Regions from separate parts of the Homo sapiens genome. Here region 1 is linked to region 2. A link is a loop called in an ENCODE intact Hi-C map of the cell type or tissue named here. Cell type or tissue: psoas muscle. All regions are shown on one strand. Links, peaks and the distances in the headings refer to the core of each region. The heading gives the core; the rest is flanking DNA. Region 1 overlaps FXR1 (FMR1 autosomal homolog 1). Region 2 holds the start of LOC101928882 (a long non-coding RNA gene).

Region 1 (4,398 bases), core at 158-4,157, 110 kb after region 2:
AAAGATGCTTTAGGTAATGGTACAGAATTAGAAGCTGCTATTTTAGCTCTATTAACTTTTTCTCTATGGTTTCAATTTTATCCAACCAGAGAGGGCTGGCCTAGTTGGTATCTTTAAGGCCCTTCCAGTAGTAATTTGAGTCTAGTCACATGTCAGACCCTGAGCAACACCTAACCAAATGCCCAAGTATTCTCATAAGGAGTATGCTGAATTTAAGTGGTGTTTGTTTTACATATGTATCCATCCCAGACATTTTCAACTATGCTGAATGCAATCTATAAGATATTCCAAACAAGGACAAAGTAATTTTTCACAAGTCTTACAGCCCCACTATTAAGTATGCTACTAATTAGCTTCTTGAATTTCTTTGTATTTCAGTGATTGGGATGTTCTTTTTTTTTGGGAAAGTTTTTTTACCCCTTTGTACCCTCTTAATTGGATTAACTGTAAAATGTACATATTAATTTTCTAGTTTTAGAGACCATTTTCATTAAAAATATTTTCCAATAGTTTTTCTAGATAAACAATTTATACTTAATTGTTGCTTGGTTGCTTACATTTCAACCTCTAGGCTTCCTTTTTCAGCTAACTTGGCTGTCTTCAGGTTGTAAAGAAAAATGTAAACATATATTTGAAATTTCATTAACTGAAACTGCTGTAAGGTGTTAGCAAATGTTAACCATAACAGATTATCCCATATCATTGGACTGTTCTATTATTGGGTCAGGAATAATAGGTGACACAGGATAGAAGCTCTTCCTATATATATCTTGTTGCTAAGGCAGTAGTTGGCTCTAAGCTGATAAACAGCACACTGTACAGCAGTCCAAAAACTAAAACCAGAGCTTAGGTCATTCAAGTTAACTGGTACTCAAGGTTACTCATTCCAGGATACTTTACATAACCAAAAACCTAGGAGAGCATTCTACATTGTAATTTTTTTTTTACTTTGTTTACATAAAATTTACAGGGTTTTGTTTTTTTAAGCTTAGTCTGTTCTTTGACATTGTTGATTCATGTTCTAAATTTTCATCAGATTTAACATGTTTGGAGGTTCTTGTGCACTCAATGTGAACCTACTACAAGCTTCTGAACTGCAAAACCTTTTTTTTAGGTCACTGTCAACAGAAAGATGCCTTATAGAATTTCTCATGATTGAAACAGAACTCTGCATTCTAACCTAAAACCCCTCTAACCCTTTAAATGAAGCATTATGCCTGCGTGAAATTTTATTTTTAGACATTTCTGATACTAGGTTTTCTTTACGGGGGGGCATACATATTCAGTATACTGAATTTATACAGCTTTCAGTGTGGCAATATATTAAGAAGCTAGTTCCCTAATTTTTCTCAGTTCTCATTGGTTTTCCATTTAAATGTTTCCGTAAGTACTCTCATCATTTGGAAAATACTTGATGGCAGGAGAACTTGCTTAAAACTAAAGGTGGAGAAAGAGTTAACTTCCAGGACAACCCATTATAGCTCACTTCTTACCAACAAAGCAGTTTTTATACAGCACCTTAGGACTCATTTCTAATGTCAACCCAGATGGCCAGTAAAGGCAAGGGAAGAGGCTAAGTGACTCACAAAAATCTCTGATATTGAGGTCTAATGTGAAGGCTATAGATAGGAATTCCCCACAAACTTCTAATGAGGACTAATATGAACAGCAAATTGGAGAAGACACCAAGGACCTAATTTTAGTTTCACTAGCCGTGGGACCTTAGAAAAAAGACCATTTGCTCTGGACTTTTGTTTCCCAAGCCATAAAATGTGGAAGAATCTTCACAATTTCAAGTTGGTCATGTATATTTCCCTTTTACAGAGAAAGCTGAAGCCTCGAGGCTCAGATTTACCTGGCTTCTGTTTACCTGGCTTCTGCAGAAGTTTAACTTGTAACCTACCTCTCATTCCCAAAGTGTGTTTAATCATGCCGCCTTCTTTAAAATATATCTGGAAGCACCAATGAGTAAAGACAAAGGCCCCAAGCTAGATCTGTAGAGATAAGTACTAGACTCACATCTCAGTACTATCAAGGAAAACATGCTTAGGTTATCAGAATTGTGAAGGCCATAGTACAAAAAGTTAAGAGAACGGAACTCAGGATCTGAGAAAGATCAGCCATTCTCAGCATGTTGCCTTGGCTGCTTAACCTTACTAAACTTCCATTTCCTCACATGTAAAATGTACATCATAATAACTAGTCTACTGAGATAAGGGAAGAATACTTAGCACAGTGCTAGTACACTGTAAGTACTCAAATGTTACAGATCCAAGTATTTTGTAAGAAAATACCAGCAAAAGATAAAAGTTTTTTTATGGATCGTATTTGTATCAATCACCTACATGATCTAGAGCCCTCACATGGATAACATTTAAATGTTCAGTTTGCCTAATAGCCTTCAATGAAACACGGATTCTTCTACTTAAAAAAGGTAAGCCTGGAGAAAATAAAACTGATTACTATGCAAGAAAAAAATGTGCTCTGCTGTGCTCCTTGGTATTTTTAAGTGGTTTCCATTGTCTTAACACCTGTCTTAAAACGGGTATGTTGTTTGCACTGAACCCTCAAAAGTATTTATACCTATTAAGTTAAATTTCCCTTTTTAGAGTTAATGCTTCATTGCCTGTCGGCATATTATCACTATCTGTCTTTGAAAAATTTTCTTTTAAGTCTCAACTATTTCTTCATAAAGCTCTTGTTCAGAGAAACATTTTTTGATTTGTCCAATGGACTGAAATAAAAGGTTAGTAAACCAAAATACAGTTGATCCTCATTATTAGTAGAATTCCTTATCTGTGAATTTGCCTACTCACTAAAATTTGTAACTCCAAAATCAACATCCTTTTCTGGTCATTTGTGAGTATTTGCAGAGTGACAAAAAATTTAAACCACTTTATGTGCACAAGGCAATGCTCTACCTTGTTTAAGCTCTCACACCATAAACAGATATCCTTTTTGTGGTCTATTTAGTGCCAAGTTTCATGTTTGTGCTTTTTGTTGGTGATTTTGCTGTTTTAAGATGGTTCCTAAGAGTAGTAGTGAAGCATGCTACCTAGTGTTCCCAAATGCAAAGAAGGCCGTGATGTCCCAAGCATGAGTTAGTTATAGTGCTGTTGGCTGTTAATTGAAAGTTAATGAAATACTAAAGAATGTTTTCAAGCAGAAACAGGTCGATCAAGGTTATATACTGACTGGCAGACAATATTGTGACCAAAGGGTCACAGAATCTGTATTTCTCTTAGGAACTTGTTCCTTATTTGCTAATTCAGTGTTCATAGCCACCTTAAAGAACAGAATTACCACAAACAAGAACCAGCTGTACTTTCATGTCTCCTTGTCCCTGGAAATAATTTATCCTGCATAAAAGCCTTAGAAGCTAGTGTTTCATCATACACTAAATCATAACAGACTCCATCAGATTTTAAACGAGGGTATTGGATAGAAAACACAAAGAGCAGATATACCTTTACTTTATAAGGCAGATAAATATTACCTCCACTATTTTTTTAACCTCAAAAGTCCTTGTATCCTCCAATAATTAAGAAACTTATGATGACTTAAGGAAGTTTAGACGGTAGGTAGTATAATTTATCATCTTAGAGCTACACATAAGAAATACTCCTGTTGAGAAATACATACTAGTTTATACCAGATGTTTTATACAGGTCCTCTTAAGATCCTTATATATTTTATGTTAGACAAACAGTAAGTAATTTGCCTTTAAACATCATTTAAATTTATTAGTGTATAAATTCTAAAGAGTCCAAATTAAATATGTTGATATTGAGAACATTTCAGTTTTCAGTTTTGCTAACAGGGTTTAAGCTTAATCATAACAATTGCAGAAGTTTGATTATGTCAAGAAATAGCCAACTGAAGGAATAATTTATAAATGGTCATTACCTTTAAGGGGCTAGCTGAATACAATGTAAATACTCATGCCTGTAATCCCAGTACTTTGGGAGGCTGAGGCGGGAGGACTGCTTAAACCCAGGAGGTTGAGGCTGCAATGAACTGTGATTGTACCAGACCTGTACTCTGAAATCTTTATCATACTATTTTTAATGCATGAAATAAAAATGGTTTATATGTACATAGAATACACACACACACACACCCCTAGGTCAATTTCTTAGGTCTCAGTTGTGGTTAAATTCACTTTTAAATACAAGGTTCCAAGTATCCAAGTTGCCAGGCCAGTTGCCTGTACCTGGAACAGCCTTTCCACCGAATAAGAAGAGTCCCTACTTAAACAGCTTAAGCTAATTTCCATCATACTATTTATCACAGTCTAATTACCAGTTTATCAGTCTCCCATTAAAGTGGGGGCTCCCTGAGAGCAAGGACTGTCATCTTCACTTTGCCTTGAAAAGTAGACATAGGTCCCAAATTATC
Region 2 (4,398 bases), core at 238-4,237:
TCAACTGATGAATGGATGAATAAAATGTGGTATATCCATCCAGTCGGTAGAACATTATTTAGCAATAAGAAAGGATGAAATTCTCATACACACTTCAACATAGATCAACCTTGATAGCATTGCGCTAAGTGAAAGAAACCACCACAAAAAAAAACACATTATATGATTTCGTTTATATGAAATGTCCAGAATAGACAAATCTACAGTGACAAAGTAAATTAGTGGTTGCCAAGGACTGGGGTTGGAATGGGGAGTGACTGCTAATGGGCATAGAATATTATTTTGGGGTGATAAAAATGTTCTAAACTTGATTATAGAAATGAGACAGGATAGTTCCCTTGACCCACTTCGTGGGTGGGAATGGAAGTGGCTCATTTCACTTAGCCTGCCACTGGCCACTCCTCATGAGACAGAGTGTGCCAGCAAGGGAGTGTGGGAACTGGAGAGAATGAACCCTGGACCTGGCCACTCTTCTCTGGCGGAAGCAGGTTCCGTGCGGGCCCTACAGCAGCATCCAAGCCCCTGTCCTCTCGGCACCTGAGTTCTTGTTTGGCATCCAGGAAGAATTAGGTCACCCACACGGATTGAAAGGTAGTGTATGTAGAAGATTTTACTGGGTAATGGCTCTCAGCAGGATGGGAGTTGGAAAGGGGATGGTGCGGAAAGAAAGTGATTTTTCCCTGAAGCCACACCATCTGAAGTTAGCGGCGTCTATCTGTAGTCTCTGACACTCAGTTGCTGCTTCTCTGCTTGCTGCGCATATACCCGGCGCTCAGCCGCTTGTGTTGCTCTGCCAGCTGAAGTCTTTTTTATATGGGCACAGGATAGGAGCATGGCAGGCCAAAAAGCAACATTTGAGGGCAAAAATGGGGTGAGCTGTTTTCACACAGGGCTGTGGTTCCAGGTTTAAGGGTGGGGTTTAGCCAGGAGCCAAGCCGTTCTGTATCATTTCCCCCCTCTGAAGAGGCACATCTAACTGCCATTAGGATATGGACAACGACCAGTCTTTCCGTTGTTTAACGAAAGCGGCAGTTGGATTCCTCCCAGAAGTCTACCCAAGGATCCCCAGCGAAAGGGAGCCATAGTCCGAGGCTCTGGCTGCCTGCCTGTTTGGAGCTTTGATGGCCTCGAGGTGAGAGAAAAAACAAGCTTTACATGGCCAAATATGCATGGATCAAACATGTATTATACAAGGAAAGAATCTAGTGTGAAATATTACAGAAATAAAAAGTGAAATATACTAGTAACATTGTACCCCAAGCTGTCTCACGCTGGTGAAAGAAATTAAACCTTGTATGGGAGAAGTTAAACTTTATGAGAGAGATAAGTGCTCTTGTCACATCTGTGGCAGTTAACAGGTGAACCTGAGGAATTCTGGGGTCTGTGGGCTTGCATGGTGGTCATTAAAGCTTCTGCCTCTTCCTTGTGTCTAAATGACCAAGGTGGCTACTTTCAGGAGGTCCCCTAAAGTACTATCTGGTCCCAGGGTGCATTTCTAAGTATAAACTGGAGGTGGTCACGTTTGTTGGTTGCCCATTCTGAAAGACAGGGAATTTGGCGTCTCTCATTCCCTTTCTTCTTTCAGTGAAATTTCGAGGTGTGAGGGAGAAAGAAAGCGGGCATTCTCCCTTTCTGTTCTTTTTGTCTGAGTCTCGGCAACCTTGGCAGGTGCCACCCATGGGTGCCAATGTGGCTTGCACCCAGGAAGCAGGGAGGGCCTAGAAAATAGGAATTACGCACACTCATCTGTGCTTCTACCTCCCCTACTGTCGACAACCTTTGAGTTCCCTGGGCCTCATTTATACCATGGAGCATGGCTTCCTTGCATGAAGCGGGGGGTTAATTGGCAGGAATCGGTCCTGCCCATTTACACTGGGACTGTTGCGTGGCTTCGGTTCCCTCAGATCTGGTTTTCCTTTCTAGGGCCTCAACCTGAAGTTTAGAATCAAGTTTGAGACCAAAAAAGAAGGTATTTCAGAGGCTGCATGGATTCATTTAGATTTAAGTCCCACATGGACTTTGCCAAATTTGCAGTTATCAGCCAGGAGGGGTTGCTCCTCTGTTGCCTCCCTAACATAAGCAAAGTGCTGAGGTAGGAAAAGAATCCTCTCGCTTAGAAAAGAAAAAAAGCTTCAAGTATCTCTAAGTTGGGGGGACCTGAGGGAAGAGCCTCTTGCTCTGTTGAAATGGGTTTCTTTAATCACTGTATCCCTCCCCTGGTTCAGACCTGCTAGACCTCTGTGACGGGAAACAAAACCAACATTCCTTTCACCTAAAGGAAAGAGAGAGTTGCCACGGTCTTGGAAAAGACACAGATCCAAAAGTTCCTCATTTTAACTCACTGTTTTTCATATCCTGGACAGGCCCCCAGATGAGACAGGATTGTTCCCTTCATCTTAACCCCCTTCGTGGGCGGGAACTGGAGCAGCTCATTTCACTCAGCTCGCCTCCTGCCACTCCTGGCGGCAGAGCGTGCGAGTGCGGGAACCGGAGCGACCGAATGCTGGAACCGGCCGGTCACTCCTCTCTGGCGGGAATAGGCTCTGTGCGGGCCTCACAGCAGCGTCCAAGCCCTGGCCTCTCGGCACCGGGGTACCTGTCCGGCGTCCAGGAAGAATTAGGTCATATGAACGGATTGAAGAGTAGTGTATGCGGAAGATTTGATTGAGTGGTGGCTCCTGGTGGGATGGGTACTGGAAAGCAGACGGTGAAAGAGGGTCATCTTTCCCTGAAGCCGCACCATCTGAAGTTAGCTGCGTCTATCTGTAGTCTTCAACACTCTTGCTGCTTCTCTGCTCACCGCTCAGCCGCTTGTGTTGCTCTGCCAGCTGAAGTCTTTTTTATGGCCACAGGATAGGGGCGTGGCAGGCCAAAAAAACAACATTTGGGCAGAAAAACAGGGTCAGCTGTTTTCAAGGCCGTGATTCCAGGCTTAAGGGTGGGGTTTAGCTGGGAACCCAGCCATTCTGTATCAGTGATAGTTGCACAACTATAAATATACTAACAACCATTGAATTGTGTACTTTAAGTAGATTAACCGTATGATATATGAATTACATCTCAGTAAAGTTGTTTTTTAAAAAATATGCATATACCTTAGTCTAGCCGTTCCAGGTCATATACTACAGCGATAGTAACAAAGATATAATATGTGGTTTATAATAATAAATATTGGAAATACTTAATCTTGCAAATGCATGATCAGTAAGGTAGTGGAGGCAAAAACTAGGTTTCCCAGGAGCTTCAGGCTTCTCAACTTCCAAGTAGTAATCTCAAGGAAGTACGTACTCTGACTGAAACTGTTTATGTCACAGACCTACTCCTTAGACCAATCACTGTTCCCATAGAGATAGCTCATTATGATTTGTGGAGTCAGAATCATGTGCCCACTGCTGAAATCAGGAATTCAGGGTCCTGGGAGAGTCACCCGTGCCACCCACCTAATGTTTTCTGGAAGTTTGACTTTAAAAGGAAGAAGACAGCAAGAGATCAATATAGCTAGAGTGTGGAGATGAGGTGTTTTCTTTAAAATAGAGGTGACTTGAACACGTTTAAATGCTTGTGCAAAGTAGCCAATATAGAGGGAGCAGTTAAAGACACAAAAGAAATAGAATATTTCTAATCAATAGATCTCAGGAAATTATTATTTCCCACTATCCCTCAGAAAATTATATTCAATAAAGGAATTTGTTTCTGGCTCCTTGGAGGATTAACTTTCCTTTTCATGCTTAGGCAATACAAAGTTGAATCACCACTTTAAACCACATTACACAGACTAGAAGGTGAAACTCCAATGCCCAGGCCATTATGTTAATCAATACTTCAACCTTCTTTTTTTTTTTGAGACAGAGTCTACGCTCTCGTTGCCCAGGCTGGAGTGCAATGGCGCAACCTCAGCTCACTGCAACCTCTGCCTCCTGGGTTCAAGCAATTGTCCTGCCCCAGCCTCTCACGTAGCTGGGATTACAGGCATGCGCCACCACACCCAGCTAATTTTGTATTTTTAATAGAGACGGGGTTTCACCATGTTGGCGAGGCTGGTCTTGAACTCTTGACTTCAGGTGATCCACCAGCCTCAGCCTCTCAAAGTGCTGGGATTACAGGCGTCAGCCACCGCACTCAGCCTCAACCTTCAATAAAAATAGGATTCCCTCCACTCACTCCTTTACCCAGTTAGGGTGTAATTGTGGCAGGCCATCTATCTGTCTTTGCAAAAGGGAACATGGTAATCTTTGTTTTGTTTGTTCACCTCTTCTCACATTCTCAGCTGCTGTAGCTGACCCCTCTTAGTTGGAACACGAGGAGGGAGGAGAAGAAAGGGAAGCAGAAAGTTCTTCCTTGACTGGTACTATTTTAAGACGGCTTTGCGCTCTCTGGTTTTGGCAGATGTTTAAAGCT

Evidence for each region. Peaks named below come from ENCODE experiments on the same cell type or tissue, not always from the same donor. Only the 100,000 strongest peaks of a DNase experiment are listed, where the experiment ranks them.
Region 1: a loop joins it to region 2, with 3 times the contacts of the local background. A loop is called at or near these places in 5 of 110 quality-filtered maps.

Annotation. Positions count from the first base shown.
Region 1 is chr3:180,979,993-180,984,390 of GRCh38, forward strand. FXR1 (FMR1 autosomal homolog 1) reads left to right here. Exons shown (of 17, transcript NM_005087.4): 17 at 1-2,761. DNAJC19 (DnaJ heat shock protein family (Hsp40) member C19) reads right to left here. Exons shown (of 6, transcript NM_145261.4): 6 at 3,717-4,398. Among named protein-coding and RNA genes, the nearest start is that of DNAJC19, 7.5 kb to the right of the region's middle. In psoas muscle, for the core only: no CTCF peak of the experiment used is centred there; no DNase peak of the experiment used is centred there; H3K4me3 peaks cover 558 bases; H3K27ac peaks cover 2,195 bases.
Region 2 is chr3:180,867,705-180,872,102 of GRCh38, forward strand. LOC101928882 (a long non-coding RNA gene) reads right to left here and starts at 2,474. Exons shown (of 14, transcript NR_109986.1): 1 at 2,343-2,474. LOC105374240 (a long non-coding RNA gene) reads left to right here and starts at 478. Exons shown (of 3, transcript XR_924752.3): 1 at 478-591; 2 at 987-1,132; 3 at 2,364-3,012. In psoas muscle, for the core only: no CTCF peak of the experiment used is centred there; DNase peaks (open chromatin) are centred at 2,487, 2,847 and 4,097; H3K4me3 peaks cover 3,445 bases; H3K27ac peaks cover 3,992 bases.